Regions from separate parts of the Homo sapiens genome. Here region 2 is linked to region 1. The links are chromatin loops, found by intact Hi-C in ENCODE. Cell type or tissue: dorsolateral prefrontal cortex. All regions are shown on one strand. Links, peaks and the distances in the headings refer to the core of each region. The heading gives the core; the rest is flanking DNA. Region 1 has its middle 260 kb from the start of PNKY. Region 2 has its middle 190 kb from the start of PNKY.

Region 1 (16,086 bases), core at 4,330-12,329:
ATACATGGCAGAACTGGAATTCAGAACCAATTCCATCTGATTTCAGAACTCACTAATGACTCTATGGGATCATTAGAAATTCTCAGCCCCAGTTTTCAGGTAAAGAAAAAGAGGCTTGGTGAGTATGAAATTTGCCTGTGATTACAGAGCTAGTAAAATCAAAACCAGAACTTGAATTCAGTTCTTTTGATTCCAGGTCCAGTGTTCTTCATAAAGATATGAACAAGTAGAATAATAGGTTAAAACATAAAACAATAATAATGATGATGATAGGGCTAAAATTTAAATCTTTCATTTAGATTAAAAATTATTTTGGGAAATACATAATTAACATCTGACTTACCAAGAATTTCTGTAAAGAAAACTAAGGCAGTAGTCCTCAAAGTGTGGTCCCTTGACTAGAAATGTCAACATCATATGGCAAATGCCAAACCTTGTGCTTTACTCAGAGCAATTAAATCAGAAACTTGGTAGAAGGGATTGGGGAGAGACATGGTAGACTTCATTTTAACAAGTCCACTAAGTGATTCTGAGGCATACCAAATTGTAGATCTACCAAGCTAAGGAATTTAGTTGAAAAGCAGTCATCAAAAGCAAAAGTGAGAACACAAACATGTCACTAGGCTTACATCCAGGGAACAGCACTCTGGATGTTTACTTATTAAAGAACCTGTAGTGTCTAAGCCTGCTCAAGATGACTAATATAGCTTTCATGTGAGAGAGGAATTAGCTTATTCTGATGTCACAAAATTTAAAAAGCGATTGCATTTTTGAGTTAAAATAATTCCCAGGAAGCACTGCTCTGACTGAACTCCCTTATGTGATATGAAAGGAAACTAAAGTGAAGCAGTTTGCCAACACTCATAGAGCTGGCCAGATACAGTCTGAAACTCATGAAGGAGGGATTCTATCAACTTTTTTAGGAAAAAAAGCAATTTTCTTTTGTTAGAATCCCTTTTTTGTTTCAGTTTGCTTATATCCTCCCTTACCTTGGAGAGTCATGAGGTCCCTATCCATGGTCATAAAACATATGGGGTGAGTACCATATTGTCAGAGGTTGGTAGGGTGAGGATTCCTGTGTCTATTAGAGTGTTGGACTAGAATTGTTTTATCTTTTAAATATTCGATCTTACCAATAATTGCATTTGGGATTTTGAGGAAAAGTGGTAAAGAATCAAAATCACCTTTAAATTTATTATTACTATTATTATTAAAAGTAAGTGAGTTAAAAGTAGGGGTCCGAAATAGTGGCTGAAAGAGAGAGCATAGCTCTTCCCTGGAGAGTCATTTTTCTGCCTTGTATTTCTGGATTTCCTTTCTAATGACTTCTTGGATAAACCCTGTGGCTGTTTTGCATTAAAATGTGCCCCAATCCACACCCTAGTAAGAAGTAAGTCCTGACACAGTGGAGTTGCTAATAGCCTAAGTCTGGTACTTCTTCAGTTTTCCAGCTTGATGTCCTTTTCCCAGTTTATTCTTTGAATTCTCAGTTCTTAATTTCTAGCTTCATCGCCTCACTGTGGACTTAAAATTTCTTCCTAAAGCTCTCCCAATTAATGGTTAGATTCTCTTCTTGTATCTGTGGACCCTTGTTTTCCCTCCCCACCTCTGAGCTACATTTTCTCTTTGGATCACTTCTGGCTGTTCTGAGAAACACTTCATGGGGACCAGCCACTCTGAAGGTCACATGGCTAGGGTCCTCAGGGGTTCTCCCTTAAGGCTGACAGAAACACCATGGCTACTTCTTGGAATTTAAAGTTTGCTACAATTAGCACATTCAAAACACTTGCAGCTGAGTGTAGGAAAATCTGGAATTAGGAGGAACACAGGTGATTTGTAGAAAGCCAAAGGTGAGAGCTGGATAGGAAAGGTGCTTGATGCAAGGTCAGATGGATACAGAGAAAGGCCACAAGTAGAAGTAGGTTTTGGAGTGAGTTTACTAACTAATTATTGGCGACTCCAAGGTAATTTTTAGGTCCCCCAGCAGGTAGGCTGGATTAACTTTAAAGTTGCTTTAAACTCACCAGATAAGTCCATGAGTTGGACGATAAAAATGACTAATTTTTTAGACTCATTTAATTTCCTCAGCTCCGCTTTGGGTAAATCCATCAGGGGGTTGATAAAATATATTGCTGGTGGTAGATCAGGGAGTTTAAACTTGTAAATACACCCAAAGTCATACCTTTTGGGAACTTTGTTCATAGTAATTTTTTGTTGGTTTCTTCATACAGGTCTTGTTACTCATAATTACATAGAATGCAGTTGGCAGACTATGGCAGACAGGCCAAATTGGGCAGGAGCAGCCTGTTTTTGACCCTAGAATGATTTTTACAATTTTAAAGGGTTGTAACAAAGAAGTGTATGTGACAGAGACCATAAAACCAGGAAAGAAGAAAAACAAAAAAAAAGTGTGACAGAAACCAAATGTGACTCTTTACAGAAAAATGTGCTGACCCGATGTAGAATTTACTCACTGTAAAGCTATTCTTTATGATCCAAGAGCCAAGAAAGTTTTGTTTTACTTCATATTTAATAAAAATCCATTGTGACTTTTAATTTTATGTTTAATTTTACCTGTATTTCTCAGTACTATATTCCTTTTCCAGTTTCACTTCATAAGGAAATTAAATAATGTTTCTATTTATTTCTGAAATTAAAACAATTAGATAATGTAAGTATCTGTATAGATGAAATCTATTAACTTGCTAATGTGGTCATGAGAAGTTTGGTATTTTTATGGGACTTTCAAATGAAGATGCTTGGGAGGAGCTGAAACCACAGATCTGGAGTTCAAGACAGAGGTCTGGGTCAGAGGTAAATATTTTGGAATTTCTGCCCTGTAAGTATGATAACTGTCCATTTCCGAGGGTTCAATATATCCATGGGAATATCTATACTAACCTTAACATTTATTTAACCCAAGCCTGCAGCTTGCTTTAGTTTTCGAGTTTAACGGAGTAGGCAGCCATGTCATTAGCATGTCCACAAAATAGTATCTTTTCTCCCAAAATAGTATCTGTTAGCTCCTCAAAGACAAGGTGTCTACTTTCTGATTCCTGAACCCATGGTGCCAATTGAGTGATTGTCACAGAATGGGAAATCAATACATGTTGAATCAATAAATGAATGGACCAGGCAGACATGGCAAGGCATAATTATGATACATCATGCAGAAGGCTATAACAGTGATATTAACAATGTGCTCTGGAATGTGGAGGTGCGGAGCCTGCCTGGGTAAGTCTGGGAAAGCAACATGAATTCAATTCTTCAGAGATGAATAATTTGCCACATACAGAAGAAGGGAAAAGGAATTTCAGAAATTGAGAAGTATATGCAAAAGTGAAGAGGAATACAAAAGTATTCCAAAAATTCAATGTGACTAAAAGTTTGGTGCAAGGGAGCCTGTATGTGTGAGGAGAAGGCAGGAGACTAGTGAGGCTGGTCCAGGGCTTTTGGCATTTGGGGGATCTGGAACAGCATCCCAGCAAAAAATAAGTGCTAAACAGGGAGAGAAGACATGTTGGCTACTCTAATGAACAACCAGGCCTTTGCCTTGTTCATAGCGGCCTGAACTAGGCTGGGTTAATCTGAGACACAAAGTAGTGTTTGTCTGGAGGAACAGTGGTTGGTATTTTTAACGTGTTACAATATCTTAAATATATTCCTGTGATTTTCGGCAGGTGGAAAAGCCTTAATACAGAGGCAATGAAAGCAAATGTCCTGAGCAGGAGCTTAGGAGATGAGGATTCTATTGATCTTATTCCCAGCTCTTAAGCCTCTAGCTGTAAAACCTTGGGCAAATGCTTCCTTGTCCTGGATCTTAACTCCTCTAGGGATTCCTGTTAATCAACTTTGTTTCCCTACTTTCAGCACTGATTCTGGCTCATAGAGAAGTTCAATAAATGATTGTTAAAAAATACAGAACTTTGTCCCTTTTATAAAAAGAGGTAATTAGATTAAAATAAGACAATCAACAAGGAATATTCTAGTCTTGACATTTTACGACTTCATGACCTTAATTTCTTATTTTTAATAGCACAGACAAACCCATAACAAATGGAAACATCATATTTGTGTGTTGCTTAACGATTTACAAAATATTTATACCTATTTTCTCTCAGTAAAGTCCAATAAACCTGATAGCTAGGTTTAATCATTCACATTTTAAGGACAAAATTGAAGCTAGAGACAGGAGCTAATAAAGTAATGGAGCCTGGATTTAAATCCAAATTACCTGATTGCAAATTGAGTGTTTTCCCACCCACTGCATGTCTTCTCCCACCATTTTGAGAACCATACTTTTCTTGTCTGTGTCACATCTCCCTTTAGTGCATTTGCCCCACCTCTCTCTGTAATATGACATTGCAACGAAGCCTGTTGTGGAATTTTAGATGAGAGAATGCAGCTTATCTGAGGAACCTGAGACAGAGCCAACATGTCTAGCAATAAAAATAATAATGACATTTTGGAAACCTCACCTTTCAATTATCAGCTGTGACAGTGAGTACACATTTGCAAGGAGGTAACCTTCTCTCCCAAAAAGCAGGAAGGGCCCATTGCCTGGAATCACATGCAGAGATAACCAGACACATCTGTTCTGCTTTCCACTGTGCTTGCCTTGAGTTTCTTGAGGAAGTCTAATCTTGACACTGAGTGACATGAGGCACTCAGTAAGTTGAATGTAAATGAATCCAAATTCTGAGGAAACAGAGGAAAGCCCATTTTTAAACATTCTATCAGAGTTCTTTGGATAAAGGCTCAATTACATTAAATTAAGCAGCCGGCTAGCAAGGCTAAAAGAGTTAGTAGACAAATACAATGTGCTCTTTTACAATAGCTCCAAGAACTATAGGTCAGCTTCTGCTTCTGTTGGGAAAATAACATGAGGGGGACATTTGTAAAGGGCCTATCATTGTCTTGATAAGTTGATACCGAAACTGGTAATCAGTGGAATTGGAGGCATCCTATTTCTTGTTTGAATAGAAGTGAGGCAGAGACACAAAGAGAGAGTCCATCTCAATTTGTCCTAGTATTTCCTGATTCAGATCTCTCAAGCTAGTATCTCTTACTTAGTCATACCTTAGGTGTAGCTTCCAGGGAAAGTCAATGATACAGTACACGATAAGGAGTAATTATAGGAGATTGGATTAGGTGATTTTTCTTTTACGAAAGCAGGCACACACAATAGAAGTTCTTATTGCATAAACAAATGGAAAAAATATTTAAGTAGATTCTCCTGAAATATATCTTTGAGAATAGTAAAATTTTGTTTGCAATGCAGTATAATATCTTCCAGTTATTAAATGCACAGGTGCTCTCCTGTGTAAGAATTTCTAGAAGGGAAAACCCAAGACATTGAATATTATGTTAAATCCCTGGTTTTATATGGGAGAAAAATGTTACCCTGTACTGTTTGAGGTGTCTGGATATCCATATACTCAGCTACAAAGGCATTTTGGTCCACAGATAATTGGATATGCTTTAGTTAGGAAGGAGTTTTAAGTGCCTTTCCCTTTGCTGTTTCTGATGACTCTCTCAAGTATTTCTGTGGTTAGAACTTGGGAATTGGCACAGACACCACTGCTGCAATTAATTGTCTCCTTTTTACACCACAAGCCACTATTGTCTGTGTTCTACTGAGTAAAGGCCATACCCTGCCATTAATTCTTTCCCTACACTGTCTACTTATTGCAAAGGGAGTGCTGCTCCCAAATTAATGGCAGAGAATGTCCCCAGGTACTTGGGGGTTTGCAAGTTGTGGTTCTGAAAACCATGAATTAGACAGTCAGGATATATGGGCACAAGTGACATCGAAGGCATTTTAACCCTCTGTCTTCCAAAGTTACGGTCAAAAGTGCCCCAATGCAGTTATCATTTATTTTCTGCCTGAAATTTCTTCTTCCCTATAATTTTGTGCTGTGAATTTAATATTGCACTATTATGTTTCTCTGAGGATGTGCTATATATACTTTTGAATAGTTATGAATATCATTGTGCAGCCTCTGATCAGACAATCATTTCTTTCCCGCCCTGCAGGGCCTGACTTACTACATAGCTAGTCGAGAGCTCAGTGTTCCTCTCTCTCTCTGCCCCAGTTTATCTATAGTACATTTATTCTGTAGCACATTGTGAGCCCAAGATGCTTAACCAATGCCTCAGATTCTTTGGGTAAAAGCAATTCTAAAACAAATGATGATTTCTCATATTTACATAGTTATCAAATCCCTTTTACACATAAGTCTTTCTTTGATCTTCACAGCAATCTTGAAGGTGGACTGGCCAAGTATTAGAAACCATTTTCCATGGGTGGGTGTAAGTAATATATTCTCATGACCATCAGGACACCTCATCTGATAATGGCTATTTAACATCAATGATGTATTTAAATTTCAGCTATACCACTCAATGGTACTGTGACTAGAATAACTTTCTGGTTTAAATAACTGAAAAAAAAAAGCTTTCTTTTTGTCTGTTATTTGAATTAGGTTTAGTTTTACTGTAGAATAATTTTCTAGTAACTAGAAATCCTTATAAAAATCTTTATAGCTAGTGGTGAAACAATTGATTTATGTTACTTCAAAAGTTAGATTAAGAAATCTTTTTATGTAATTAGTAGTCATTCGGAGTTTCTTTCTGTGACGTCTGTGTTCAGGTTATTAGCCAATATTTTTATTAAGTTATCTAATTTTTCCAATTAAATTTGTAGTTTACTTAGGATCCTAATTTGATGAGAAGTTATCAAAACGTTTACATATTAATTCATTACAAATAACAGTAATAAACCATACATGTTAACACAATTAATATATTCAGTGAAAAATATATGTTCAAAAATAAAACTCAATATAAAGAGTGACATTGTTTTATTTTTTTTTTGTAAATCTCTTTAATGTCTGGCTTAATAGAAAATGACTAAATTCCAATTCCTACTTCTTTATTTAATTTGCTGTGATTATTTTTTATTTGCCTGGTATTCAGTGATGTGGGTGTACTAGACTTTGTTCAGCTATTGTCCAACTGATGGAAATTTACTTTGCTTCCAGTTTCATGTTTTCTGTTTTGTTTTTGACATCACAAATAATGCTGCAATAAACATCCTCATATGTTTAAAAACATTTTCGGAACTACTGGTATTTCTTAAGAGCCAACATGAATCAGAACTTTTTACTCATTAGATCCTATAACTGGCACGAGAAAGCTAGAATGAATTAATTACCCCTGGTTACGTAGTAAATTGCAGACTAGGGAGGCAGAGGCAGGACTGCTGATTCCTACCTTGCTATCTACATCTGGCAGACAGGACTCTGGTTGGGCATGTCCAAGGCCCTGTTCAATCACGTGATACAGCTGCTTCTCTGAACAGTGGTGCTCTGTCTCTTACCAGAGGTCATCAGCTGCTGGCTCCATGCCCACTCAAGGCCTGACAGCCTTCCGTTTAGATCCCAAGAGTGGGTCGTATAGGGCTGCACCATCATGTTATGGAGACTGAGAAATTGTTCCTTCCTTTAATCCTAAATCCACAGGGGGCTCTGCTCCATGAATTTGTGATGATATATTTTCTCTTGGTCTTAAGCTCAGAATATACTGACTATTGTTAAGAAATTCAAAAATAGTCTGTGCTTTATAAAAATCAAAATGACATTCCTGTGAGGTTGGCAAGGGAGCAAGCCTTTTCCTTTTATGGCTGATGAAATCAGCTCATATAAACATTAAGTAAAATGCTGAAGATCACACAAGTAGTACACACCATCCGCACTAGGAAGAAGGTATGTGGAATCAAAAGCGCCACTTGTGTTCCTGGGGCCATTCCTTTTATCTGCCTTGGCTTTTGTGGAGTGAAGCATGTTACTGAAAATAGACTTTCATGTTCTGAGAGGTCTTAAAATGCAGATTTGATGAACACTACTTTCATACTGTTCAGAACCGTTCTGGAATTCTTCCAACTGAAACTTTTGTTTGCATCATTTTATGTTGTTTATTCCCTTCAAATTGCATATAAGGCAATTTATGAGAGAGCCATATATAATAAAACTATTAAGGTAAGTACAAAAACCCACAATAAAATCCAAGTAAAAGGGGGAGGAGAATTTTTCTTACTGCTTGCCTGCTTTCCTGCCTTTCTTTCTGCCTGAATAATTTAGTCCAAAAGTTATTATGTGGGGTTGACCAAGGTGGGGATTCATGAGGGTGTTAGAAGCTGGGAGGGCAACAGCAGAAGCAGATTGACCTGAGTTGTCAGAGTCTGTGTACACTGACAAAAGATGTCCCTGAGGGTGGATGATGGCAATGGCCCAGAGTGAGGTGTGGGAACCGTGGTGTGAGATGTTTAGGCACAGCAGAGATTAAAGTAATAAATATAATAAGGATAATATGTTAGTATAACAATGATAACAGAAATTAGATTCCTCATTATTGGAGAATAGTGTCAAATATATGGAAAGGGAAAAACAAGAATAAACTTTGTGATGTTGAATTGGATACACACACACACACACACACACACACTATATATATATATATGGGTCTAGGAGCAATGACACTTCAATAACAAAGAAAACATGAAGTGCCCAGATCCTGGTTTCTTAAATACAATTCTCCCCTAAAAGGATTCAGATCCCCTTGGAAAAACAATAGGTTTTATGGTTAGGTCTGGGGAGGTAAAACATAACCCTGGACTATCTTGCACCAGAAACTAAGGTAGTGTTCAGCACAGATGCCAGCTTGAAGGGGCTCTCCCTGCCACAATCTGGGATAATTTGAGCCTCAAAATAACAAATATTCATATAAAGATATAAATGAATAAACGGTGAAAAAGAAAGCTTTTATTAACTAATGAATTTACAAGGTGTGATTGAATTAGGATACTAATACACACAGAGGGGAGTCATTGATTAGAAAATCACCATTTGTCAGACATTAAAAGATGCCAAACACGACCAGTGGGTAAAAGTTTGGTAAGTATTGGAATCTACCTAGTCTCAGAGTATCTACCCCTAAATACTTACTAATTACAAAGAGAAAAGGAGGAACTTTATAGTAGAGAAACCCTAGCTAACTCTACCATCATCAAATTATCAAAGGTGACATCATAAGCAAAAGAACAACTCAAAATCATGTGTCATCTGATAAGAATGAAAAGAAGAATATAGCATACCTTATGTAACTTTTCTGCCAAAAATAATTTTAAAAACCCACCTCAACCTAATCGTAAAGAAATATCAGATAAACCCAGATAGGGGGACATTATAGAAACTGGCCTTTATTATTCAAAACAGTCAAGGTCATACAAGTCAAGGAAGAAATGAACTGTTTGAGACTGAAGGAGACTAAAGAGATACAACAACTAATGTAATGCATAATTTGGGACATCCGTTTGTCACTAATGACATTATGGGAACAACTGGTGAAACTTCAGTGAAATCTGTGGATTTTATGATGATAATGTATCAATGTAATTTCCTGATTTTGATGTTTTTATTGAGGTTATGTAGGAGAATGTCTCTGCAGGAATTACACACTAAAATATTCAGAGGTGATGGGGAATCTTGTTGGTAAACTTACTTTCAAATGGCTCAGAGGAAAATATGTGTTTTTTTTTTTTGTATTGTACTTGCAAATTTTTTATTGTTTAAAATATTTCAGAGAAAAAATTAAACAGGAAAAGGGAGAGCTGTATAAAAATGTCTTAGTTAAAACTGTACTCAGATTGAACATACAATTTAGTTTTGAGTTTCCAGCAGTTAACACGGCAAGGTAAACAATAAAGTCAGGTGGCAAAACAGCCTGTTAAGAGCAACCAATTTTCCTTGTACCAAAGTCCATGAGAAGTCTATGGTATGGAGTTTATGTTTGTAACACCTATTTAATTATAGTTCTTCCATACCATAGCTCAATTTACAGAAGCAGTTACTTTCTATCATTACACTTTTCTTGTAGATGATTTTCCCACTAGTTTTAGTCATTCTGAAATAGTTTAGTCTCCAGACAAATATTTTCTGCAGTAGGTTGAAATAATCACTTCTACATGTCCCCATTTGATTCTGTTTGTCTGGAGAGGGATCTTGGGTGCCAGAGTATGTGGAGGGTACACTTTTAGATAAGAAAGAACAACTCCTGGATTTCTTCTTTACAATAATAAATATTTCTGATCTAAAGGTACACTCTGCCATGACATATATTTGGGAAACTGAATAAGCATTTGTAAATAATTATGTGGTTGTAACAATTCAGGTAAGTAATATAGGGAGGATTGGTTGCTGTACACAAACATTAAAGTCTTTTTCATGACATGTCAAACCCATGTATATCTAAGAATAAGAGCTACACCTTATGAACATCTATTATGTACCAGGCACTCTGCCTATATTACCTGCAGTCCTAGACAGAGCCTACAAGGAAGGTGTAATTTGTGTCCTCTTTAAAGAGAGGAAGCTGAAAGTCAGAACACTTAACTGCTATGTCTAAGCACACAGATAGTATTTGATGGAGTTTGGATTCAACCCCCAGTCTGACTGGGTCCAAAGCTTATCTTCTTTCCACCATATCTGTGGTCGCTGTTATCAGTTTTATTTTCTATGCTCAAGGGAAATTAAGTCTTAAGTTAGATTCCTAAAATTAAGCTTGGTCCCTAAAGTGTTTAAGTTAAATATTAGCAGTGAGATATTGCTCTCAGTCCTCAGTATCTGAGCTCTAGAAATAAGATACTGCAAGGACCTAAGCTACTTCTTGTGTTCAAATTAGGCACAATTAGAGCTGTCATATTAGCTTTTCCAATCCACCAAGACATTTTAAAGTAGTGTGTGCATTTTGAAACAGCTCTAATCTCACATATGACTTCAAGTTCTGAAAGCATTATTATCCTTCCTATTGGTTAAAATTCCACACTAGGTTCTTGACAGGTCCAGAGGCATATGATTCATAATAGGCTGTATTTTATTCCTAATTGAGAATATGATACTATCCTGGGAATCGTGGGGAGCCTTGTGACAGAAGAGGCTGTTTCTAAGTAATACTAGGGCTGTGACCATTATCCTGTCCTTGGCATTATGGGGATAGTCAACACCTTGGATTTGGGCTTAGATGGACTCCAATTTTAATGCTAGTCTGTGCCTGAGAGATGATATATGCAGGTATGTGTATCATTTCTACCTCATTAAAAAATAATACAGGAAAGACAACAGAAAGAGATTTGAGGTAGCTGACTCTGTTTCCAGCTCTATACCCATCACGTTCGCTAGTTCTTTATTTCTTCAGTTGTCACAATATCAGTAATATTAATATCCACCTCACAGGATTGATAATATTACTTAATTCTTATGGTGGTTTTTAGATTTCAATGAGTTTATACATATAAAGTAGATTTAAAAATACCTGGCTCATAGAAAGCCCTTATGAATATTTGTTATTATTACTATTAATATATTTAAAGGGATTAACATACAGTTGTTCAAAAAATCGTAGTTTTTTCCATTCATTTCTTTAAAAAATTAGAAAAAGCATAAAATATTTTTATATATCTTTCCTTCAAAGGATCAGTAGAGCTATTTGTGATCAGGCGTGTATCCACCCACATTGCTACAAAAGATCAGAAACTATACTAGGCATTTGCCTTTGACTTTTGGATGCTGCTAATGGTGATGTAATGTACTGTTTTTGATACACCAGGGAGTTGGTCTTGCAAGCTGTATTTGATATATGTATAAGTTTCATCTTGTTATATTGTTTCTGTACACATAATATGTATCCCTCAGGATAAGAAATCATTCATGTGGAATAAATAACACTTTCTCTATGTAGGTGTACAATTATCTGAAATGTAAGGATTGACAAATGTTTGGTTAATTGAAAGTTTTACAGTAATTCAAGAGTTTGAAACAATTTTGAGATGGTGTTGGCATTCTGTCTTTTTTATTACCAAGATTCACTGGTATCAATGATTTGGGCATATTCTGCAAGTGAGTGATTTAAATTCATGGTTAATCATAGCATCATGAAATTTTGTTACAATGAGAAATATTCATTGTCTTCTAATCCAGGGATCAACAGACAATGGCCTTAATCCAGAACTAGCCAACCACCTATTTTTGTTCGGCGTGAGCTAAGAATAATTTTTAAGGCAGGGCGCAGTGGCTCACGCCTGTAATCCCAGCACTTTGGGAGACCGAGGCGGGTGGATCAGGAGGGCAGGAGATCTAGACCATCTTGGCTAACACGGTGAAACCCCGTCTCTGCTAAAAATACAAAAAAATTAGCCGGGTGTGGTGGCGGGCGCCTGTAGTCCCAGTTACTCCGGAGGCTGAGGCAGGAGAATGGTGTGAACCCGGGAGGTGGAGCTTGCAGTGAGCCGAGATCGCGCCATTGCGCTCCTGCCTGCGCGACAGAGCGAGACTCTATCTAAAAAAAAATAAAAAAGTATAATTTTTACACTAAAGCAAATAAGGATATGCAACTGAAATCATATATTTGATCTACAAAGCCTCAATTATTTAGTTTAGCCCTTTACAAAAAAGCCTACTGACCCCTGTCCTCATCCAACTCTCCCAATTTTTAACAAAAGGAGAAACTGACACTGAGAGAAGTGACATAATTCTACTTAAGATAATCCAGTTCATTGGAGGAACCTCTGGAGCCTGTGCCAACTTTCTTGACTCCTGGATTTATGCTGTAGCAGCAACATCCTGCTTTCTCAGCCATTTTTCTCTATAGGAGCTTTTACCTAGCTAATAAGAATTGCGTTTTAAAAGATAACACGAATATTTTAAACTTATGTGGCATCTACTCCCTGAAGATCTCAAGGCACTTTCACCTGGATTGAACCATTTTTGCCAGTGTAGGAGCTGCTTCTGGATGGGAAACTGGATTACTAGGTAGCAACAGCAATTTAGGTCAACTAGTTATTACATATCATCTGGATTAATAATATCTTTAAAAGGTAAGAGGTAAACATATTTAACCTGCTTATAGGAAGCAATATGATACTTAATAAAATAATCATGTTATATATTTAGGCTCCCAATTGAATTACCAAAACCCCAGACTAATGGCATTAGCTTGTCCATCCCAACCTACAGGTTTAAGCCTTGATAGATAATGGTAGAGGTGGCAGTCGTGGTATTTCAAAGTTTGAGATATGCTCAAAACTTTGGCTAAATTTTCATAAAATTATAATTTTAATTTAAACAGTATATATTTGGACATCACTGGAAGGATCCCAGATGAGGGAAATTGCATAATCCTGAGTGGATTCTCCAAGTTTGCCAGTCAACTACCCCCCAAAAACCTCTTTGTGAGTTAAATATTTATTTTTAGTCTATTTTTTCCCTAAGATATTGGAAATAAGTCATACTTCAGAAAAGAATGCCCAGTAATTTCAGATTCGTCCTTTTAATTTTGACTTGTTCGCTAACTCTATACCAAAATATTAAAGATTAATTTAATATGTGAACCAATTACTTCTATAAATTTACAAAAGACTTGCTAACTTAGTTTATATTGCCCAATATGTTTTCTATCCAATATGTTCACTCTAAGTCCACTTATTTTCATAAAATCCACTTTATTAATTGAAAAAAATAAGTCAATAACTTTTCTTGAAGTCAAAACTCCAAACAGGATCTATTATCAGCAGTATAGCTACTTTGATCAGTATTCAGTCTTTGCAAATGCTAAGAATAAGAATGTGGGTGTAATTGGGTGGCATGCATTTAATGCTAACTAGATGAAAATCCATCTATGGAACTAGCAGACAGGTGGATTTCGTGGAGTGTCTTTTTAGGTCCTTCTATTATAAACATTTTTTCAATCAGCTGATGGTTGATAAGGAGCTCTTTAACAACATGGATTATAAAACATTGCCCAAAGAACTGAAAAACGTATGCAAATTTGAGAACATAAAAATGTGTTTGGATTTGATACATTTTTTCAAATGAATGACTTGAATTGAGACTCAAATGTTCTGTATATGTTTATTTATAGGACAATCCATATATTTTATAAAGTATAGCATTAATAATATGATTTCACTTTAATATCTACAGCAGAATACATTGTCTGTATCTTATAGGTATCCAATATATATATATTTTTTTCTGATTCCCCACGTTTAATGGGGGAGAGAAACAATAGCCACAGCTATCCAAATTATTATAAAAAATTTGCTGAGATGCATTACACCAGACACAATATGCTCCAACCAATACTGCTAAAAAATTACATTCAATATTATTTAGACATACATGTAATGAAACTGCAAAAGGCATGATGAGTATCAACGAAAATTACTACATATGTAATTGGGCAAATTACTCGATGTATTACATGTCTTGGTCATACCTAGGTTAGAAAGCTATTTAGAGCGTGCTGCTTCAGCCACAGACTGTTTATTCCTCACATAATGCTAATCACAGTGATTGTGCCTGTCTCTGTTACGTCTGGCAAAGCAACGTGTAAGAAGTCAGCTCTGGCCAGGACAGCCAGTTGAACACACATGGCAACATGAAAAATTCTATTTAGCTAGGCTGCCTATTCCAGGCCCTTTACTAAGGTTCCCAAATCACTGGAAATAAAATTAAAATTTCAATGTCTGGGTATCTTTTAGTATTTCCCTATTTTAGTTTGATTAGTTTGATATTTGGAAAAAATAAAGCAAGTGATAATTTTTGTATTGTTTAAATACATTTTTTATTGTTTTTCTCCCCCCTTGCCATCACATTTTCATAATTTTACTTCCAAGAGAGACGGAATACGCATCAAGGAGCTACAGGGTTGGGGATCCTAGCTCACTTGGCATAACAAACATGATGCCCTTCAAGGCTTGCCATGTAGGCTTTACCCAGAGAAGAATGTGTGGCACTTCAGGGCATATCCTGGGCTTAGTAAAGTAGGGACCATATGCCTACCTAGCATTCTATTCTCGGGCTCTTGTTTCAGAATAATCTTTCATCTATACATGTCTCTCCAATAATATTCCCATTTAAGGATTAGCTTTTATGAGTTAAGGACAATTTCATACTGAGATGGAAGTTTTGTCAAATCTAAGCCCATTTTATAGCTACAAAAGCCAAGGCAGGCCGGGTGCAGTGGCTCATGCCTGTAATCCCAGCATTCTGGGAGGCCAAGGTGGGTGGATCACTTGAGGTCAGAAGTTCGAGACCAGCCTGGCCAACATGGAGAAACACCGTCTGTACTAAAAATACAAAAATTAGCTGGGTATGGTGGCACACACCTGGAATCCCAGCTACTCTGGGTAGCTGAGGCAGGAGAATTGCTTGAACCCCAGAGGTGGAGGTTTCAGTGAACAGAGATCGCGCCACTGCACTCCAGCCTTGGCAACACAGTGAGACTTGGTCAAAAAAATAAAATAAAACAAAATAAATAAATATTAAGGCAAAAGATTTCATTTATGTGAAGTCATGCAGTTAGCCACTTTGTGAAAAAAAACCATGATTCACCATCAATCACAGAGACCTAAAATATTCCTTTTGGGTGTTGCTGCTACTTGAAGTTGTTGCACTCCAAAGATGAAGGTTACATCCACTCAGAATTGAATGCTTAACATTATTTATTTAAGAATGCAATTTGTAGCCAACTGACTTTTTTAGAAATTAATAACCTACCTGAGTCAAAATTGGTCTTAAGCCTTTAAGAGTTGTACTGTGATTCTCCTTTGAATGACTTGCATTTATTGCCCTAATATTGAAGATCTGTTTAGTTGTAGTGTTACTTAGAGTACTTATGATATATAGCATAGCGTATTTCTAAAATGTTTTGTTTCTTTAATTCTAGCTATAAAAGGTTTTTTTTTTGTAATAAGTGACTAGAACATTTCAATTTTAATGTCTGTATACACTTTATAGTTTCATGTATTTATTGCCATAATGTAAACAGTCTACTGTAGAGTGTTACCTAGTTTTTTCCCATTGATTTCCTATCTAGTATGATACTGTGATTATATATTACTTGGTGTTTCTCTTTATTATTCCCCCGGATATTAACTGTGCTATTTTAAAGCATTTAATTTGATGGTGTGAACCCTAATCCCATCGCAGAGCACTTACCTATGTGTCACATTGTCATAATTTAGTCCCT
Region 2 (16,086 bases), core at 4,065-12,064, 63 kb before region 1:
TGAACTTATTATTGAAGATTCTCACAGACATCTTATAGAAGAGGTCTATGTCTGATTCCTTCTTCTTCTTTTTTTTTTTGTTTTAATTGCTAATGTCCAGCCTCATTACTTGGATGAAGGAGATGCTTCAATGAATATTTGTTGATAACAACGGTAAAAACAGGAGTAAAACTTTGGACGATGTCAATAGTTTATAGGATAAATTCTGAGATATCACAACTTTCAAACATGCAGGAAGCCTCAGGGAATAATAAGGATTATTTCTTATTTAGTACAGTTTAAAAATATGAAGAGCATATTTCACATATATTCCCACAATGAGAAAACTAACTGAAGGATTTTTATTTTCAAAATTAACCAAGTCTTTTGTTTGGGAAATGACATTAAAATTTTCAACAAGAAAGTCTCTCTTCCCACTGCCAGAAGTTACAATATTGAAAACATATGAAAGTTCTAGTTTCTGCCACAAATAAATATTGAACTGGTCAATTTGAATTTTTACTCTCTGTATGAATGGATATTCTTGAAAAAAAATTATTTAAATAAGTAATGTCAAAGATTAATTTGTGAATATTTTAAAAGAATACTCTTTGCTTTTTAGTAGTTATGTGATAAAATTCATAAATGTATTATGATTACTCATATGTGGCTCAGGATGGTTCTTTCTTTCTTTGATGATCCATTCTAATAACTGAACAGCATCTCCCAAATCAGAGAGGCTTTCTTCAGATAGTACCCTTTCCTTCCTCTTTGTCTCACAAGAAAACTAGTGGGCATCAAACTTGACTCTTGGAAAGGCACTGCAAACTCTATGAATTTCTACCCAAGCACTGAAGAGTAAGACAATTAAGACAATTGTCAACAATTAAGACAGATAAAAGCAAGATTAGAGTTACTTTCTGGCACAGTGACAGCTACAGAGATGGTTTTTAGTCTTTGTAAAAATGTGCTTTTGGGTTTAGGGTTTCATCACTTCCTTCTATTCATCTGAAATGAGTGAATACATATGTAAATAAAACATCTACAAGAATTCTTATGTAAATAAAAAAAATATAGCATTCAGAGAAAGAAAAGAGCAGTTGATAAAGGAGAGCCAGTGCTGTGCGGCTTTGTGAACAAGGGAGGAAAGGATTTCTTTGTGCCACAACAAAACGTAACCCTGCCCATGAAAAGAAGGAGACAGGCTAGTTTCTGCTAAAAGCCAGGCTGCATGTAACTGACCCAGTGGAGGAAATCCTGGTTCTGTCTCTGGGGCTCCTTAGCGGTACTACGTGGATCGTACAGGTATGCAAGATACCTGTGTTTGTTCTGCTGACCTGGGCCCCAGCAGTGGGGCACATTTTTAAAACAAAAGCAAAATAACTACCAATTATTTTTAAAACTATATTTAAGAATTATATTTAAAACTGTTTCTACTGAGTTCTATTATTGTTTAAAAATAAAGACAAGCTAATAAACAAATTATGCCTTTAATAAGTTGTTGCATCTTTGTTGTAATGCTGCTGGTTGCTAACCAGAGGAGAATGTACTTCCTTCTCTCCTATCCTCTCAGATTAGTGTCCTACATGTACATTTCCAAGTTCCCCATGGAGCTGGGCATTTTAAAGGGTGAATTAAACTGGCACCACTTGAGCAAAGTATCAATCACCCTTTGAAGTTGGCAGCCTCTCAACATATTTTTATGAAATGTTACGTTACTTTATGACAATTCTCATCCTGGCATAAGCTGTGATCAGTTATATATGGGAAGCAAGGTTCTGTGAAACAATCACAAACAATAAAGTCAATAATCTGCAAATTATGGACATTGATGCTTTTTAAGATTAGAGTAATAAAAATAGCTAATCACTGTCTTATGTCTTTTTATCAAAAATCTTAGACAATGAAAATTGTGAAGGTATTGCTTTCATCTTATGTTGCTGATCTTTCATTTGCTACACAGCAATTGTTAGGTTTAAATATGTGAGATGAAACATTTCTTTCAATAGACTTAATGTTAAGCACTTGAGTGAAAACATGAGTCAAATGTTTTACATTAATTTTCCTTCCTCCCTCCAGTAATGTAAGATTTTTGTGACCTGAAAGTTATGCAAATTTGCAAGTAGGTTAAAAAAGAAAAGTAACCTTATAGAAAGAGATCCTCACAGTAATTATTCTGATGCTTCATTTGTTTGCAATTTTTTTTTGGCTATAGTTTGGATGAAAAAAATACAAACCTCCTTTTATATGGCTTTAGGCTTTGTATTTATTTATTTTTTTAATTTGAACCAACCATTCAAAAATGACATGAAAAATCTGTCATTTGTTACAAATTAATTAATCAAAAAGTTAATAAGAACTCTTATAGCTAGTAAAAGAACCGCTTTAAACAAGGTGAAAACAATCAGGATAAAAAAAATTCCCATATAGGGTAAAATGCACCCACAAATAAGTAAGGACCAATTGCTACTCAATGCACAAAAATAAGCAAAGATTCAAAAGCAGAGATAAAGCTATTAAGAGTAGCTTTATCCCAAAGGTAATTATTGCTAATGCTTTTTAGGATGGGAAAAAATCCTACAGTAACTTTCAGTATGAATCTCATACTGAACCCCTATAACAACTTTGATGTGTTCTCACTATAACTCGGCTAATAGAAAAGGCATCCTGCTTTCTAAATATCACACCTGCAGTTGTCTACTCTTGGGAATCATTCAATTCATCAGTAAACACAACCCACATGCATCAAAAGTTTCCACTTTTTCCAGCTCTTTTTAACACTAGGATCCCTCCCCTCTCCCCAGGCTCCTTGCAGCTATCTAGGGAATCTTTCACTTTTTGTCCTTTCCCGACCCTTCTGGACCACATTTTCTCTTCTTATTCAGGCCATCTGCTCTCAAGGAAGGTAAAAGTTCTGCTAGGAAAACAATCAGCATCCCTAGCCATTAGTTGCTTTTGTGAAATATCCTTTTAGCCACTGCCTATGAAGACATACATTGTGCAAATCACAATTCAAATTATGATGGTCGTTTAAAAATAGTTTGTAATTGATACATTTCTGGCCAGAGCCTCCCCCTTTACTCTGGTAGTGGTACAATCTCCTTGTTCTTGACAGAAGTCTTTCTAAAGGCCTGCTCAAGCCTCACTAAGCAGCTGTGAGTTAGGTCATTTTCCCAGGAGTTTTACATGTGGAAAACTGGGCATTAGTAAGGCCTCAAAAAGGACACCATCTGGCCCTAGTGAAAAAAAGGATCATGACACTTCCTGTGGTACCAACAGACCCTGATGAACCAGAAAGGAATTCAGTCCTGGACTGTGATCCAATAGAGACCGGCCCCACAATCACCTCCGTGACAGCCAACTCCATTCATCTTAGCAGTTATCTCATAGCACAATGGACTTTTGTGCCATGCTGTTTACTGGAGGCGGAGTAAAATCCATTTTGATTTTTGTGTTTAGTCTCAGTGCCTGTCCTCTTTCCTGGAACACATACCACATCAGGAGAGACTGAGCTGCACAAAGAACAGTTCTTTCGGTTCCCATTCAAACTTCTTAATTTCCCTCCCACTGTACATGGGGCATAAGAATAAAATGCTGGACTCTTCAGAGGCTTCAGAAAATACCTTTTCTTGACATGAAGAGCCTCTCCTCCCACTTTCAATAAAATTTTTTGAAACTATTGAAATCAATCACTTTTTTCAGAGAAGAAAATTTAAATTTAAACAGATAAAGAAATTATTACTAGAAGTGTTTCACTGACTCCATTTAGTGTTTGTGTGTTGAAAGATTCTGTTAAAAACTACAGCAACAACATCAAGTAAACCAGGTTTTCTTTTCTGAAAAGAGAAGTGACTGACCAAAGCAATAGGAGGGTGAATGCTGGTGACATCTTACATTGTTCTATAGTTGTTTTCAGCTTACAAAGTCTTTTTATATTTTCCTTTTCAAAAGATAGAAATGGGGCAAGTTGGATTAATACAATCAAATCTTTAATTGTTAAACTTTTTTCTTTGAAGATATTACAAAACAAACAACAAGGAAACCTCTTAATTAACTCATTCTCAACAACTACATGTATATACTTTTTAAACGTAAAATATTATTTACGGTGGCCGATTACAGACCCTGAATGTGGTCATCTCAAAAATGAACTGTTGCCATTCAGGATAAATAGGGGCTTCCATCTGAGGGCTTTTATGTCATGTGGGCGGCAGCACAATGGGGAGGAGATGGCTGTAAAGGGAAGGTGCTTTCTTAGGTCCGAGAGCTCTCTTCTCAATTCTAACCAGATTCATCTTCATTATCCACCTTCCATCTTTTTTTTTTTTTTTTTTTTAATTCTTGCAACCCTATGATACTAAACCTCATTTTGTCTGCCACTGGGGCTTCGTCTGTACACAGATCTGAATCCTCCCCCACTGTTGGAACCTTCAATAGAAAGCCATATTGCCACACAAAGGGACTTGGGGGTTAAAGAAAACGGTTAAGGCCCATCGTTTTATTCTCAGAATTTAACTTGGGGAGGGGAATAGAGAGGCTGCTCTTCTTCCAAATAAATTTCTCCTGCCTCAATTTTGAAGAACTTAAAAAGCCAACACAGAATGAGTAGAACTTAATGAAGGAAAACATTTTTCTGACTCTCAGTCCCTGATGGAAATGATCAGGCTCTATTGTGGGAAGACATAGCTGTTCCTCACTTATTAACATGTGTGTCCAAGGCCTAATTATAGGCATTCTCTTTTAATGTAGAATTGTCACCATTGGTGTTATTCATAAAGTGCCCATTGTGAGAAGTTCAAAACCGCAACCTTTATCTGTAGTCATCAGTGAATTTTCTCTGGATTCTGTAACCACTGGCAGCATATTATGACTACAAAGCCCAAGTTTTTGTGTATTACACTCCTCGTGTAATAATGAAAATGCCTGCAAGTAACAGCTTGATTAGAAATGAAGTGGGGCGGCAAGTGGGGGGCGGGCAGAGGGGAGAGTAGAGAGAGTTTCTATTTTGAAAGATCTAAAGCAGAGTATGAAACAGCCAGCATCCTCTTGCTGAAATGTCTGCACAATTACGCACACAGTTATGAGTTACAGTCTTTCATATGATGTGTCTCACAGCTTAAGTAAGAAAACTACCAAGGAAACTTTGAGGTAAGGGCCAGCAGTTAGGGCCACAGACCTCAGTGCCTGAAGGCTGGTTGAAAAGAGTAGGCGAAGCTGAGCCACGAGGCTCAGGGAGGGCATGGGATGCAGATATTTGGAAAACTGCCTTTGAGGTAGCAGAGGCAATTCCCTAAAACAGAAAGAAAAGGAGAAGAAAAAGGAGTAAGCTCACCAGGAGGAGGAGGAAGCCCACAGTTTCCTCAGTGCTGCTGAACATAAAAGCCACTTAGATGCTAGAAAAGGGGGTGAAAAATCCAGACTTACACAGGCACATAAATGTTCAGTAATTTGGGACACAGACTCATTCTTTCCATAAAGATCATAAATACTCCCTGTAAGAGTAATGAAGTTTATTTTTTTCTTTTTTAAACAAAAGAACCATTGAACACCCCATAGGTCATAAAATAATTAATTTTACCTATTATCTCTTCGGCCACTTTTCTTAGCATTGATTTTTACATCATTAACATGTTTGCTTAGTATTAAATAATTTTAGGGGACTAAAATGTTAATTAAAAATATAAGTGACATCTCAGTTGCTAGGAAGGCCAGTGAGAACATTGTTTTAAACTGGAGGCTTGTGCGGCTCCCCCCACCCCACAGAAGCTCTGTTTTAAGGCAACAGTTTGCTAGGAAGAAAACGACAAAACCAGAAACAATTTGCTCCTTAAAGGATTTGAGAATGCTTATGTTGGAGGCTTACAAAAGCGGCGTTATGTCCTTGAACATTCTAAAGATCATTGTTAATAGGATCAATTTTTGTGTGTTATTCAGCTGGATCGTTCGTAGATTGTAAGAACTGCATTTTAGTAGGGCACATGGTGGTGATGGGGGTGGGGGTGGGGGGAAAGGGAAGGCCCAGCAAATTCCATGTGATCAGTTCAGCTGCAATAATCTCTTTTCTCCTTCTTGACGAAGCCACACATGAGAGCACTCTGGTGTCTTTCATCATTATTTGTCACCCTTTTGTGCAAAACAACTTATATCCACAGCCATTCCAGCAATTAAAATGAAAAAGAACCAAACAGTATTCTCATTGAATACTCAGAGGCCAGTGCCACCAAGTGCCATCCAACCTATTGAATGTCAGATACCTAATGCCATTAGAGCTCTGTAAGTATTTTGTGAAAAAATAAATAAATAAATTGTTACATGCAGAATGTAGAGAATGATTTACAAAGATAAAATCTTTTAATGCCCTGGCAACAGCTAGATCATCTGTAACAGACTCTCAGTGACAATGTGAAGGAGAACTAAGCAACCGACAGGGATTCAGACTCACTTCAAAAGACTGAGAACTTTGAATTTTGGTAGACAAGTAGTCACAGGGTAAAGTCAATTAAACAAGAATAAGTTAATTTTGTTTCTGTTGAAATATTCTCTGAAAATCACAATGAACATTTTATTAGCCTGATTTTTATTAAATACTTCTCCAAAACTATAATGTGCCACCAATTCCAAGAAAAGTACACTTTCATTCCTTTTTCTGAAAAAGGGCAAACTCAAAGAAAGTAAAGATAAACCAACTTCCCCAATACCACAGACAGAGAGAATCAGGGTTGAGGAATGATGATGCCTTGGGCAGTGGTGTTAATTTTGGACCACACACTCCAGGAAAAGAAGAACCAGGAGGGAGATTTTCTCATTCCATATGCCACATATTTTTATGTGATTTCCATCTGAAAACTTTAGGGTTACTACAAGATCATCAATTTTGAATCAATGTATTTGTTATTCTATTCGGGTGTCATTTTTAGAAAATATTATTAATAATGTTCTCTGAAATACCAAGAATGTACTTTACTGAACATTGTAATACAAACTACTTATAGATCCTTGTTCTGCATTACAGTTTGGTTAGAAAAATATATGTTTAAAAACGTAATTAGCATTTAAGGTAACATGTTGCTGAAATTCTGAGGAGGTATCAAGAACTTGAGTAGACAAAAAGAACCTTCTGGAGAATGTCCTGATAGACGAAGGAAGCAAAAGAGAGCCTGAGTGAGCAAAGGGCCAAGGCATGTCAGAGATGGCAAAAGTGATTAAAACCTAGTAAGCACCTTATACCAAGACACTCCCACCTGCACAGCAACGTCTAGAAAGGGCTTCGTTCTCTTATTGCAATTTTGATGCTGAGTAAACCTGTTTATCTAATGCAGAAGGGTTGGAACCAGAATTCCCAAATTGTGATTTGTACTTTTATGCTAGGGGCAGTGGAGTCACTGAAGGGTTGTCAGCAACAGTAGACTGTCTTCGGCTGACTTGGACACAATCATTGAAAATGGCCAAATGCTGAGGGCAGAGGTGAGGCATATAGTTCAGTATTGCAGGAGAAGGAAGTGAGAACTGTTATTTTTCCCACCACATGAGAGAAATGTCAGAAGAGCTTCCCCCAACATCCCAAAGATCCCCATCAATGATCTTTAGGACCACTTGGGGTGGTTGAGGGCTGGCCAGATTGTGGTCCCAAAAAGCCCATTTTGTGTAACACTCTCAGGGTGCATCATGACTAGGAAGAAAACAGCAGATACTGGACGTTTCTTCCCTTCTCCTAAGCTGGGATTTGGTAACAATCTCTTTACAACCTTTTGGGAATGCAAAATTCTAGAATTGGAAGAGTAAACTTTTATACTTAACATTCTTCCCCTGTAATTTCATAAAGAAACCTGCATGGGGAGTCACTGTGGCTTTTACAGATCACTTTAAAGTAACTACATAACGTTTATAAATGGCAAAGATTTCAGATGAAGCCCTGCTAAGGTTCCCCCAAAATGTCCTTGTTTCTAAGAACAATAATAATAACAACAACAAAAGGAATTGGAATAAATTAAGTAGCTAGCCTGGGTTGGTGCAGGTGGTTCTGCTGCTGAATAATGATTGAGTATGTCCCTTTAAAGTGACCATATTTTCTTGGTGCATTTTGTTTTTGGCAAAATATATGACTTTGAGATTATCAGTAGGGAGTAGCTGGCAATTTGGCTTTAATTTTTGTAAACTTTCTTGAATGCTTAATTGTTTGCTAAGATGTCAGCTGCAAGATTAGTGGAGCTGGAAAAAAAAAAAAGCCTGCATTCACATTGGCCCTATGTCTATTTTCAGTGTGAAAGGAACTGGCTGGAGAGTGTTGCAAACACTTGAAGCTATGCATTCTGCATTACAATGAAATGGTGCTGTATTACACAATACCGAGGGTTTCTTTCTTTTTTTTTTTTTTAAAGGGCATCATATCCAAGCCCTTTGAATGCACAGCAAGAGCAACAGATGACAAATATTAGGATGTGCTAAATGCCAGAACAATTACATTAAAATGGATTTCTTCCAGAGTGAATCCTCTCCAACTTCTATTTGGTAAATAATTAGATTGAATACACAAGGACTCTTAAAAAATACTGGAAGGAAGCTGAGTCAGGATTTTAAAAAACAAACTAACTTATCTTTACATCAAGAAAATGGTGTCTGGCGATGTATCCACAGATCAAATGTGTACAGGTCTCATGAAATTTATGAAGGTGTCATTTAATGTAGTCTTCTACCTATCTGTGAGAAAGAAAAATGTCATGAAGTATACTCACAGTTTGAGTTTCTTTTCCATATCTTTTAGTTATTGTAAATACAGGACCTTTAACTTTCTTGTACTAGGGGAATCCCTGAAAATGATGCATTTACTTCCTCTCTCAATAATTCTTTTTTCAAAGAGCAATATGTATTATTTTTAAAGTGAAAATAAATGAAATTTAGCAAAATCACTTAGCACTTTAGGAACAAATAATAAATACATCTGTAATGCAATTTAAAATGTCTAATTATATTTAATTCTAGTGAAGTAAGCAGAGTTAGGACTGAAACGTCCAGTTCTTTATCCACAACTCCAAATCAAGCACGCAAATATGTTTGCTATCTGATGCATGGTAAAGAAAGGAGTTATTGAAACTTATATAAAGCATATTTTAATATTCGTGGGCTTAGAGCTCTATTTTCTAATGTATATTTTCTATTTAGCTTCTGTGATCCCTTCAGGTGGAAATATCTTTTCTTTTGGACTTCCATAACACTTCTGATCTATGAGACATTTGGCAGTTGTTATATTTTGCTGTGTTAGCTACTTTATTTTGGTGGTGGTTGTAAGGGGGAGCTCTGTTTTATTTATCACAAAGCACAGAGTCTGACATATAGTAAATGCTCAATAAATATTTGTAGCGTGAAGGAATGAGAGCATGAAGGTTATGTGTATGTATTTGATCTCCTGAAAAAGCATCCAGCTCCTGGAGGGCAGAGAAGGCACGCTACACTTTTGTTGCCTTGCCCCTGGCACCTGGTGCCCTGCTGTGACAGATTATACGGTAGAGTGACAGCATACATTTGATAGTGACAATAACTACTATGAAGAGGAGAGACCAAGAGAAGAGATGAAGCCAGGGAGGAAATAGAAGAGAAGAGAGAGACAAAACAACAAAAAAGGAAAAGCTAGTGCAGAGAACCAAGCTCAGGTCCAGCTTCACCCTTGTATTAACTCAAACTTTTCCCTGTTTTAGTCAAAGGGGAGATGAAAAGCATGAGAGGAGGGAAATTCAGAAAGTAGAAGAGCACACATTATGCCTGAGATTGTGATCAGTATTCCAAATTTACCAAACCACTTGCCAATGTATGGATGGCAAATATTTTTAAACAGTTCCTAATTTAGTAAACTTAAACCATTATTTTGTATTCTAAAGTTATTGGGAAATTGAAGTTTATTAGATATTGTAGAGAATTTCAAAGAAGTAATCCATAAAACTTGAGAAAGTATAATTATTTTTTCCTAATGAGTACACTTAACAGGCTACAAACTCTCAAATGTGATACATTTGGCAAAGAATAGGCCCTGTCATGAAACCTGAAAGAGGTCTATGCCATTATTAATCTGCTACCCAGGCAACACTTTTTGGGCCTTAATGAATAGCCTCTAATTGGCTGGGATTGGCCCACATACCCAGGAGCTATTCACAAAATACATTTTCATCCCCCAAACTTCACATCTTTCTTGCATCTGCCATAGAGGAAGATTATCCTGCTCGCATTATAGCACGGTTTTACTAGTTATGACAATGACTGATATAAGTAATTACTCCATTAAGATTTAAAAATATATATTTATGATTGTATACATATAATATAAACATACTAATAAAAAGAATAATTATTGAATTACAAATAACTTTGATAGTAAGGGACATGTATATTCAAAACATAGATCACTGATTCTCGGAGCCTAGATAACACAGCTACTCAGAAAAAAAAAAAGGTACTTTCTTTTTCATTGTTACAAAAAACAAGATGTGAGAAGATTCTATTTTTATGTGTTTAATAATTGACCTAAGGGTTAAGGAGGGAATCCTTTGATTCATCTACTGGTGATATTTGAGACACCTGAGGGTAAGGACCGTGGCTTCCCCATTTCCTTGTCTCAGGATCCTTGGCAATGTGGAGTACTCTCCTAGGGAATCTCCACAGGGTGAGGTGTGTAGGTGAATGGGCACAGCAGAGGAGCAGAGGGCTGAAGAAAACTGCCGACTCTCCGCCTCACCCACATTCCACAGGCATCAGGCTGCATTAGCTCAGCAATCCCTCCTCTGCTCTCTTCTCTAGCACCTCTAGGGACCTCTTGAATACCTTCAATTGTTTTATTATTTGCTTGTTTATTGCTTCAGGGATGCCTTTCTATAAAATGTTTAAAAGCTTTAAAAAATCTGTAGGTGAAAGGATAGCATATTTGTGGTAATGTCTAGAAGCATTTTGGTAGGGATCTCTGGGAAAGAAAACATGACTCCATAGTATAACTACCTCCCTCTAATGTAAATAAAATTAAAATTCACTAACTGGGCCACAATGCCTTTTCCATGAACACAGCCCTCTCTGTGTGTGATGGCTTCCTGTACCCCAGCACCAAGACTTTGTTGTCAACTTAGAACTCCACATCTTGGATGGCCTGCTAGAGGACATCATTGATCCTTAGACAAAGAGGGTTCTGCCTCAGAAAGAAGGCATGGCCAGAAACAGAGACCTTTGTGAAGGGTTGCAATATGAGGCACACAGGAAAAAAAAAATCAAAGGAATAAAGGAATGAGAAGTAGGAGAAAGAAAGGACCAGGTGAGTGTTGTCAGGAGAAAAGTATCCAAACAAAGGCTGGCTTGTGTGGCAATCTGATGTTGTAAAAGATTTTGCATGCAGATGAGTCATGTATAATCATCTTGGACAGAAAAAAGAAAGAACCAAAGGGGTTTCCTGGAATAGGGCAAGGTGACATTAATATGTAAATGAAGTAAAAATTGGGTAAGTGAAGGTTTCATTCAACATGATAATGATGCAATGTGTATTCCTGCTATGGTGCTTATCTGAAGATAGTTTTAATCCTCCTGAAGAACCTGATAGCCAGATACTTATTCTTGAAGTACTATTGTTACTAAGTCTCAGATCTCTAGGAGGGTATAATTTTGTAACTCCAGAATGCCCTGCACCATTGCTGAAAAATTTAGAAAACACTGTTTCTTCTTTGCAAGTAAGTGTTTGTATTTTAACTAGGGAGGAAATGAGATAATTGGACTTTTGGGTGTTTTGTGTGGGAGGAGGGATAAGGAATTGAGATGGGCAGGGGGAAACAGATCGTGGGGAAAAAGACAGAGAAGCATCACAGAGTAATCTGTAGGAATCAGAAGTCCATGGGGAAAGAAGACACACAGCAAAATTTGGTGTCATAACTGCACTTCATGACAAGGCTGTAAAGGTGCTACGTTGCTGTGCACCTGGCAGCCCACTATAGGCTTTTCTGTTATTTTTCTTGCTCCTAAAATGTCACATCACTTATACTATTTTTAATTCTTTGTCAGTGGACACATAATTGGCAGAGAAAACTGAGAACAGAAATTTTCTCAGAACATCCTGGTTATGATTTACAAGCTTCTGATTTTTCCTGTCATGGAGAAAAGTACCTGAGAACAAGAGCTGGGAAATGCTTAGCTGGTATCAAAATTCCTTTCTTTGTATTGAAAGCTGCAGCATTCAATCATTTCCAAGAATATTCAAGACCAAAACTGGCATAAAATTTAAGGTTGCTTCCATCTAAATATGATATTTGGGATTTTCCCAATAGAGCAATCAAAATTCACATTTCTAAATCAGCCAAATTTTCATGCTTTGGGATTTTATTATAGATTGAAAATATGACAACTATTTTCCTTTTAAATTGTATTTATTATTTTATTTTATATGTAACACACATCAGTTGTGACATGTTGAAACAGTACCGAGGTATATAATGAGAAAATTATCACCTCTCCACCTATTGCCATTTCAATGAGGCCAACCTTATAAATGCTTGGTGTGCATCTTTTCAGACCTTTCTTCTTGCTTATACCAGCATGCACAAACATATCTATGCATATATAGTTGTGCTTTCTACAAAAATAATGCCATATTGTATACACTTTTCTGAAACTTGGTTTTATTTTAACCTAATAGTAACATATAACAAATATCACCATGGTTAGGTACAGACCCAACTCATTCTTTTTATAACAGCAGCATAATAATATTCCACACCACAGAGGTAGCATCTCTTCAGCCATTTCCCAATTAATGTGCATTTAAGTTTTGTACAGCTTTTCTTTTCAATTGTCATAGGAAACCTCTGGAAATATTTTATACTATTTGTTACTACTTCATATTAGAAGACAAGTCAACCAGAATTAGCATAAATGTGAGACAAGGCTGTAAATTAGGAGAGCCTCAATAGCTGCTACACTGGGTGCATATGGAGAGGGAAGCTGGTTTTGAAGTTTGTATGTAAAGAGGAATTTAAACCTAAAATATACAGGTTTGTGTTACTGAAATAGGATTTTCAGACACTCAGAAAACTAGTGAAAGAAACTAACAGATAAACAGGACCGTGTACATTTATGGTGCTTTCTTCCAAGAAAGGCCAAGTGCTTTACAGCCATTCTAACTGTTACGAGTTAGAAATGAGGGTACTTGTATATCACAGAAGGGTGTAGGAGAGAAGAATAGGAAACCAAGTCTCCCAATACTAAAAATAGACTAGGTATACATTGCTTAAAGAACACACAATCTCCTAAATTCTGAAGAGGAAAAGAATGAGCTGAGGGGTTGTAATACATGTTCATAAAGGGCTCTGCTTTACAAAAGGACTTACCACTGAGTTTCTGAAGCAACCTATGCATGCTGAATGGCCCAGGAGCAGGGCTTCATGAGGACATGCCTATGGCCTCAGGAACAACTCCAGACTAATGCACTCTACATCTAAGCATCCACCACCTATCACGCACATTCAAAAGTGAACAGAGAGTAACACTGACTCACCACTCCTTTGGGATATCTAAGAGTTCCTGTAAATAGAAAGCTCTGTAAGTGCATTTAAGATCTAATTAATTTAGAAAAAAAGAGATTTAGGATAAAGCGAGGTCCATATTTATTCTGAATTGTGGACCTGCTAAAATAAAAGATTTCTCTGAAAAGGGCGAAGTTCACTCAGAATAATAAAATCATTAACAGATAGCAATCAGTTGAATAGTGTAGGCTGGTCAACTCAAGTTTCAATCTTGTCTTTAGGTTAAATTGATAATCTGATTTTGGATGGATTTACCCCCTAATTTGTTCATTTTCCAATTCTTAATACATGGCAGTGGATGGCAACTATTATGCTCCGCATTTCTGTGTAATGATGAAAAACTGCTATTATCAGTCTTATATTTGAGGTTGGGGCAGAGGCTGGCTAAGCTGCCCAAAAGGACATAAAAGATGCCTTGGATAATTCTTGGATAATTTTGTAGCTCTGACATGGGATGGAGCAAGAGAGACAAAAAGGATCGAAAATTTATCCAAAAGCTCTGCTGTGTTCCCCGTGGCTCTGCCTTTCCCTCCAGACTCCGTAGGAGCCTCGGGCTGCATGGACATGGGAATACATGTGCAGGAGGAGCAGAGAACTGGGATCATTCCCCCTTGCTGTTTTGTAACCTTGATTTTCTTCTCTGCAATCATAAACTTGATGATGCTGTGTCTACTTCCAGCCTCTCTGATGCTGCTGAGTCCAGGGCACTGCTGTTTCACAGCCTTCATCCTGTCCAACAGTCCTGGGAAGAGAGCACAGCAGGTATTTTTGCTGCTTTCTCTTTGTGCCCATCCAGTGGCTGTCAGTGCATGCATATAGCAGTTGCTCAGTGCATTCTTGATGAACAGTTGAGTGACTTTTCCTCCTTCTTTCAGTTGTTGGCTTCTCCTCCTGTTGGAAACACTAGTATTTTTCTACATGTGAACCAAGCATAATGGGAGAAAGCAGTTATGTCAAATTGTCCAGGCATTTTGCTTCTACTATCTCTCTAGTTAACATTTTCTCCCCTCCACAAAACCTGCACTTTGGCTGCCTATTGATTGTTTTCCTGAATATGCCCAGAGCATTCCCGAAGCCTTAGGTCTGCCTCTGCCTGGGACTCCTGGATTTTCTCCTCTTATCCAGGTCAGTTCAATGGTTACTGAATACTCATGGATTGCAGCCAGTCCTTGCTGAAATTTTCTGAAGGGAAATGAGAAAACAAACCCACACCCACATACCCACCCCCCATCCCCCCCGCCACACACACCAGGATAATTTATTTCTCATAAGGTCAAATTCATTCAATTTAAAGAATTGTACTTCATTTTGAATTTTTCAAAAGCATTTTTAGTGTTAGAATATGTCCTTCTAAATATAAAATGATGGCTATTCCAAGGTGGAATTATTTTTGGTTTTAATGGCATTACTTGGAAAAATTAAGAGCTGGCAACATTTTACAAGTCTGCATGAAAAAAAAATGTTCCATAAAATCTTAATATCTAGAAATTCACTTTTCTAAATCTACTACCTCTTTTACAATGCAACTCAGTCTAACTCTTCTGGCAGGAGAAGGCTTATTTTTAATAATCACTTTCTCCTGAGTTCCTCTGGCATTTGCCACCCTTATTATTCATTCAAAGCGTATTCAAGAACTTACTACAGAATAGGTACCAAGCTGAGCATTGGGCATATACATAGTGGTAGAAAGAATAAATGCAATTTCTGCTTTTATGGAGCTTACAGTTTACTAAGAGAATATAATTACAAAATATTAATTAAATTACAATTGGGAAATTATTTTGGGAATTTTCCAGTTGGAAAAATGCTGTGAAGGAAAAATATATTGTTGAAATAATATAATGGGTGGGTTTTTTTTTTATGTTGGGGTATAGGATGGCTTCTGAGACCTGCAGGGTGAGAATAATTTGTTCAGGTGAGGTACAGTTGTGTTAGTGTGATAGGAGGGACAGGGGATATCCTAGTCAGAGAAGGAACATTTGAGTTGGGAAAACTCTTGGTGAACATGAAGTCTAGTAGAGAGAGATGGAATTAGAGATGGAGGAACTAGAATTCCTAGACCTTATAAGTCATGTTTAGGACTTGATATTTTATCCCAAGTTTAGTGGACAGCCAATGTCCAGTTTAAGCAGGAAAGTAATGTGATGATTCAATTTGCATTTTAAAATGTGAAGGTGGGCAGGTTGGAAAGTGGAGATGTTAGTAAGCAGGTCCCTTAGAGTCCGTGTGTAAGATTATGGATTTGGAAATAGAAGAAAGTAGACGGATTTAAGAAACCCATGCCTATCCTATTTATTTTGTAAGTACCCTTAGCACCAAGAGTAATTTTTAATGTTATTATATTCCCAAAGAAGCTAAAGTATGCATTATAGGTTTGCAATATGATGAGCAATGGTTCTAGGTACTGAGACTGTATCTTTAGCTAAGAGATAGTTGGTACTTGTCCTATGGAGTTTGCAGTTCAAGGCAGGGACATAGAGAAACAAGGAAGCTTTACATTATTTAGTGGTAAGGACTATGGCATGCATAGGCACAGGGTACTGTCTAAGAACAGAGAAGTGGCAGT

The links. A loop is a pair of places that touch in the nucleus more often than their neighbours do. Peaks named below come from ENCODE experiments on the same cell type or tissue, not always from the same donor. Only the 100,000 strongest peaks of a DNase experiment are listed, where the experiment ranks them.
Region 2: a loop joins it to region 1, with 3 times the contacts of the local background. A loop is called at or near these places in 2 of 110 quality-filtered maps.

Annotation. Positions count from the first base shown.
Region 1 is chr6:98,566,486-98,582,571 of GRCh38, reverse strand. No RefSeq gene overlaps it. Among named protein-coding and RNA genes, the nearest start is that of PNKY, 260 kb to the left of the region's middle. In dorsolateral prefrontal cortex, for the core only: no CTCF peak of the experiment used is centred there; a DNase peak (open chromatin) is centred at 7,381; H3K27ac peaks cover 1,775 bases.
Region 2 is chr6:98,629,349-98,645,434 of GRCh38, reverse strand. No RefSeq gene overlaps it. Among named protein-coding and RNA genes, the nearest start is that of PNKY, 190 kb to the left of the region's middle. RefSeq lists enhancers at 2,268-3,950, 8,000-8,543. In dorsolateral prefrontal cortex, for the core only: no CTCF peak of the experiment used is centred there; no DNase peak of the experiment used is centred there; H3K27ac peaks cover 5,548 bases.